2 separate regions of the Homo sapiens genome follow, and region 2 is linked to region 1. A link is a contact called in ENCODE Hi-C or POLR2A ChIA-PET data. All regions are on one chromosome and are shown on one strand. The core of a region is the stretch at or near the end of the contact, and the rest is flanking DNA. Distances in the headings are between cores, read along the strand shown.

Region 1 (2,793 bases), core at 103-2,602:
CTGGTATTGAAAACCTCATCGGGTACCTCAGCCAGCCTGAGTCTTTGGGTTAGGTGCCCACTCATCCAATCAGTAGCCACTCTTGTAGAAGGCCAACCTGTCCCAGTTCACCTGGTTAGGGGCCTGTGGCCATGGCCCTTTCCATGTGAAGGGGAAGTTGGGGTGGCAGGTGTCTAGTGGATCCACCTGGCACCTGTGGTTTGTTGTCGTGTCTTTCCAGGCTTGTGCTCTATGCTTTAGAATCATCCCTACTCCCAATACTTACTCATCTTTTGAGTCTCAATTATGCATTACCTTCTTCATGAAGCTGGGCCATTCCCCTTGGAGACCCCCTGTCTCTTTGCACACCCTCCCTACTAAAGAGAGCTCACTGGCTTCCCCATCCATCTTTCCCACAAAGCTGACCATCCTCAGCTTATTCATCTCAGTCTTCCTAATGCCAGGCTTTGTGGCTGGCTCATAGCAGGGGCTGGATAAATCATTGATAAAACATGAATAGATGTGTTTAGTTGAAAGAGGATAAAGGGAATCATAACATCAGCTACTCTGGAGTGTGGAATGCTTTTGATGTCTGAGTTGGGAGGCTAGGTTCTGTTTCACTGCCTCTTGCAGTAGTTGATACCAGTTCATTGATTATGTCGTTCTGTTACCTGCAGTAGGAACAGATCGTGTCCTAAAAGTGTGTGGTCTGGAACTTGAAGCACATTTTCCCTCATAGAAACAGGTTAGTGGTTTTCAAATTAAAAATAAAATAAACCCAAAAAATCATGAAAAAAAAATTCTACAAGAAACTGAACTTGGAAAGTCAGCTTTGAGGTGGTTTGAAGTTAACAATGGACTGGTCTCTAAGCTTTGGAGGGATAGGGGAAGATGAAAGTGTTGGGGACCCCAGAGCTGCCAGTCAGTTAAAGGGCACTCAGATGCTGTTGTCCCAAATATATAAGTATGGGGGATGGGGGATCCAGGAATATATTTAATTTTTAAAAACTTCACTACTTTATGTTTAAATGGGTAATACACAATGATAGTACAGCTTTTATAATATTTTTATATTTTAGTAACAATGTTTTTACTTCAAATTTACCGTCTATGGGAAATGTTGAAAAAGAAAAGGCCACATAGTTTTCTCTACCCAGATTTCATGCACAGTAAGCTTTGCTTATCATTCCACACATTATTTTGAGTCTAGCTATTTCCTCCCCTCTCCACTCCTTTGACCTATTTTTAGGTCTAGAAGCTAAAAAAAAAAAAAAGATTGTCTAGTGAGGACCTAGTAGCTGGCAGCCCTGAGGGTGGGTGTACCCTGGGGCCTCAGCCCTGGCCTTAACAGGCCTTAGGTGTCGGGGGTGGTGGGGGGGAGGGTTGGGGATTCCAATCCATATTCTGTTAAAGGAACCCTCCCCTCCCTCTTTCTGGGTGAGGCCAAAGGCTGCCCAGTCAGCTGGCCTGGCCTGAGAAGGCTAAGATAGTGCAGGCGCTGTGGTTCCCCATCTCCTCTGCTTCCGTCTCCCACACACTTACAGTTTGGTCCTATTCTTCCCACCCCAAGCTGCTCTGGGGCTGCCACCCTCATACCCCGACCCCAGATCCCAGCCCCAGGCAGATCATTAGGCTGCAGTCAGTCCTGGTTCTTTGCCTTCCTCCCTACCAACTTCTGACTGTGCTGCAGAAAGCAGATAACTGAAAGCCACTCAATATACCTAGAAGGCAGGGCCATAGGATGAGCTTGGCCTTTGGAGTAGCAGACCATGGTTCAAATTGTAGTTGAAACCCCAGCTCTGGGACCTGTTTGCTGTCTGACCACGGGCAAATGACTTACCCTATCTGTGCTACAGTTTCTTATCTGTGAAGTGGAGAAGAGGATAATGATCTACTTTGGAGGGCATTGGGAATTAGAGAAAATGTATGTAAAGTGTCTGGTACAATGTGGCCTACAACTGCCCCTAATAAATGTTTATTGAGGCCTTATCCTCAGCTTTCCAGGAAAGCTGGGGAGGGTTTCCCTCTGGATCTCCTTGTGCTCATGGGGTCGGGACTCTAGGCTGGAGGAGCACAGATTTCCACAATCCTGTGGTACTCATATGTCCGGTAGAGCATCACCTTCATATTTAGAGTCTTCTTCTCCTTTCTTGCGTTAGGATCTTCATGGATTGCAACATTGCACCCTTTACCTAAATGAAACATCAGTGCATATAACTCTCCTCCCATTTTCACCAGGTTAAAACAAAAATTAGGATGGGCAGATGCCAGCCCTTGCTGGAGACCCAGGCTTCTGCATGAATGACTATCCATAAAGCATTTAGATGAGAGAATGTGAGGGAAAGCTGCTGTCCAAGATCTTCTCTGCTGGAGGATGGGACAATGGTCTCACATGCTCAGGAAGGTTTGTAACGTGGGGTTAAGCACGCTAACATGGAAGTTGAAACTCCTGGGTCCAAATCCTGGCTTTTCTAGTTACCAGCCAGGTGCATCAGTTTACTCATCTGTTAAAAGCAGAGGATGATGATGCTGATGAAGAGGATGATGAAGATGAAGATGATGGTACCCATCTCCTCAGGGTTACAGAAGGTGAATTGAATTGATGCAGTGAGAATGGAGTACACTGGACTCACTCATGAAGTATGTTAGCTGCTATGTTCATGCTTTCCCCCTTGGTTCTCTGTGTAGCTAGTGATAGAAATATCAAGCTTTCCAACAAGACTGTCCCTTACCACGTTTTCTTTCTTTTGTTAGCCTTTAGATTTTTTTCTGATTATAAAGGTTATATATGCTCAAGACAAACCACTTATAAAA
Region 2 (3,107 bases), core at 425-2,924, 99 kb after region 1:
CTGGGTGTAAAACAAACATTCTTGGGTTATTGAGTCAGAGCATCTCCCTGACCTCTGACCCATTCCGCTTCACTTCAGTGCTGTTCTCCCACCAGGAAAGGGGTTGAGTGTTGACAAACATGCCAATAAGTGAACCCCCCAGGAAATTGCCTTGTATCCTTGTATCCTTTGAGAAGGTTGTGGCAGGGCAGCAGAAGACTGGCGGTGCTGCTCGCAGTTGGGGCAGTCACCTGCGGATGCGCCTTGCCTGCTCCGCCAGCCCCTGCCCTGCTGCAGGTTCCGCGCCTCTTCAGCACTTTCATTCTGTGCCACACAATGGGGCCCTTCCCCATAGTCGGTGGTATTATCACCCAGGATCTGGATGTTTCCTGTCTACACTGCTGTTTCCTGGAGGGTAGGAACTGCACCTTCCCAGTGACACATGACAGTCTTCACCCATCTGTGTCTGTGGCTCCTTTCTGGAGTCTCACTCATCCTCTTTCCTGCTCCCCCACAGCTTTTCTGTTGCTTCAGTGGCCTGACTCTTGTCGTACATACATGCTCTGGGGTCAGCATTCTCTTGCATTCTGATAAGCCTGAGATCCTTTGAGGGGGCACCTGCTTGCCTTATTCACCAGGCCTCAATGTGTTGGTCCTCATTCCACTCCATCACATGACCCCTCTGGTCTTGCTGCAGGACATGGCCCTCATAATATGCAAACATTAGAAAGTAAATTTAGTACTGCAATTGCAATATGCAAACATAATATGCAAACATTAGAAAGTAAATTTAATACCGTGCTTGCAATTTGGTGTTCTGGGGGTATGAGGAACAGGATGGAGGCATGCACCCCTGGCATGGGGCTTGCTGAAAGCACTGAGGAGGTAGTCGGCTCTCAGGAGGGGGTGAGCACATCGTTGGATGCGAAACTGTCTTATATTGTTGATTGAATTATAAAAGTAATGTATATGCGACAGAATACTACTTAGCCATAAAAAGGAACAAATTAATGGCATTCGTAGCAACCTGGATGGGATTGGAGACCATTATTCTAAGTGAAGTAACTCTGGAATGGAAAACCAAACATCATATGTTCTCACTCATAATTGGGAACTAAGCTATGAGGATGCAAAAGCATAAGAATAATACAATTGACTTTGGAGACTCAGAGGAAAGGATGGGAAGGGAGTGAGGGATTAAAAAAAAAACAGCCCTGTGAGTTTCCAGTTTTAATAAAGCTCTGAGAATTAAAAAAATAATAATGTAAAGGTGTATAGCATGAAATTAGACTATATGTAATGTCTGTAGAGGAGTGAATCCCACTGGCCGCCCCTTACCCACAGATATTCCTGGAGGGACTTGGAGTTTTAAGTCTCGGTTGGTTCCTGGAAGAATTTTGCCCAAAATTAATAGTGGCCCTTCCTTTCTCTGCAGAACACGGAGAGTTCCTGGCTCTGGATCTTGGAGGGACCAACTTCCGTGTGCTTTGGGTGAAAGTAACGGACAATGGGCTCCAGAAGGTGGAGATGGAGAATCAGATCTATGCCATCCCTGAGGACATCATGCGAGGCAGTGGCACCCAGGTATGACCCTTCTCTCAGGGCAGCCCCTGGTGACAAAAAACTTCCTTGGCATGTTCTTTCTGTACTTTCTCCAGCCGCTCCCAGCGTGTGGATAGGCAGTCACCCAAGACACTCATGGATGCCAGCACAGCTGTAAGGGCTCCCTCTCAGCCGGAGCTCAGGCTGTTCTGGTTGTATTTTATACCCAACATGTACTCAGTATTAAAAGGAGTGACTAGAGAAGAAGCATGAAATCCAAGTAAGACGCTGTTCAGTGTTGTCACATCTCGGGCCTCAGGGCTTGGAAGAGGTCAAGCCCTCTGATTCGTGGTCGGCTGTTCCCTCTCCCACACAAGGCTCCCTCCTGGGAAAGGAATTTCTGACCATGAGTAGAACACGCTGGGGAGATATTTTTAGACTCATTATTTGTCTTTGGGGTGGCCTTGAGGTAAACCTGCTTTCCTTGTTATCATGCTGGGGTTGGAGAAGGGAGGCTGCATCCCTAGGGCTGTGGGCATTTGAGCTTTACCGAAGTTGTCACGTGGCTCCAGTATAACGTCAGGAGGGACACAGAGGGTAGCGGCCCTTCCACTGCCACTCCTATGCCTGCACCAAGCTGAGGTATTAAAGAGATTGGGTCCTGTATTCAGGCACTCTAGCTGTGTGATTCTGGGCAAGTGATAGACCTCAGTTTATTCATCTGTAAAAAGGGATGATAGTGTACGGATTGTGGTGTAGATTAGAGGAGATGATACCTGTTAAGTATTTGGCATAGTGCTGGTGCATAATCTAGTACTCTTCGTGTTTTTTTCACAGGGGTTTTTGTCTGTTTATCTAATTGCTTCTTGTGCTGTCACTTTCTGTGGCTAGTAATTGCATTGTTCCCTGTTGTGGGGGATGTGGTTGCCTTTTCTTCCCGTTGCCTCGATCTCCTGCCTTGGGCCACATCCCCCAGATGATAAATGTTTAAGAACCAAGTAAACTAGATAAGACAAAACAAAACAAACAAAATAACATCTAAAGTTTGGCTGTGATTATGTAAAAGACTTGTAACGTGATGGTGACTTGTTAGGTGGATTTTTAAGTTTTACAAGAACAACACCCTCCCTGTTGCTTGTATCCTGACAACATGCAGGGGCCAGGCACCTTGCAGTCCCTGCAGCGTCATCCCTAGAGCCTGGCAAGGACAATGAAGTGCGTCTCTGCCAATTGAGAAAAAAAATCCATTTTAAACATTCAAGATGTGAGTGAAGTTCTTCTTGAAAAAAGCTTAAAATTGCTCAGACCACCTAGTTAGAGGGTATCAAGAAAACCTACTCTCCATGCAATATATAAGAAAAACAGTATAGTCCGGATTAAAAAAAAAAACAACTATGAGACCCACCTTGAAGAGCATTAAAACTGTTGAGATATTAGAAAGATTTTAAGTAAGTGAAAAATGCTATTTAAAAATGAAAAGGAAAGAAAGCTAGAAGAAAATATAGGTATCTTTGATCCTAAGGAATAGGAAGACTGCTGTGTACCTAAAAGCAGCAGAAAACACTTGGAAAAAAGGCTGAAAGGAA

The links. A loop is a pair of places that touch in the nucleus more often than their neighbours do. ChIA-PET counts read pairs that join two places held with the same protein, here RNA polymerase II (POLR2A). Pooled maps may share reads with other maps.
Region 2: a loop to region 1 is called in a pooled map of heart right ventricle, with 1.8 times the contacts of the local background. The contact joins two enhancer-like sites. A Hi-C loop is called at or near these places in 10 of 168 maps with a recorded cell type or tissue (CD4-positive, alpha-beta T cell, CD8-positive, alpha-beta T cell, Caco-2 and 4 more), 22 of 37 single-sample maps with no recorded cell type and 22 of 50 pooled maps. POLR2A ChIA-PET finds 5 or more read pairs at or near these places in 6 of 52 experiments (AG04450, H1, HepG2 and 3 more).

The regions. Positions count from the first base shown.
Region 1 is chr2:74,767,271-74,770,063 of GRCh38, forward strand. The region is part of intron 1 of LOC102724482 (a long non-coding RNA gene); the gene reads right to left. Among named protein-coding and RNA genes, the nearest start is that of HK2-DT, 65 kb to the right of the region's middle. Within about 2 kb of position 1,353, at least 3 of the 41 ENCODE cell types and tissues checked have a DNase peak (open chromatin) inside an H3K27ac peak, as active enhancers do.
Region 2 is chr2:74,866,222-74,869,328 of GRCh38, forward strand. HK2 (hexokinase 2) reads left to right here. Exons shown (of 18, transcript NM_000189.5): 3 at 1,415-1,563. Among named protein-coding and RNA genes, the nearest start is that of HK2, 34 kb to the left of the region's middle. Within about 2 kb of position 1,675, at least 15 of the 41 ENCODE cell types and tissues checked have a DNase peak (open chromatin) inside an H3K27ac peak, as active enhancers do.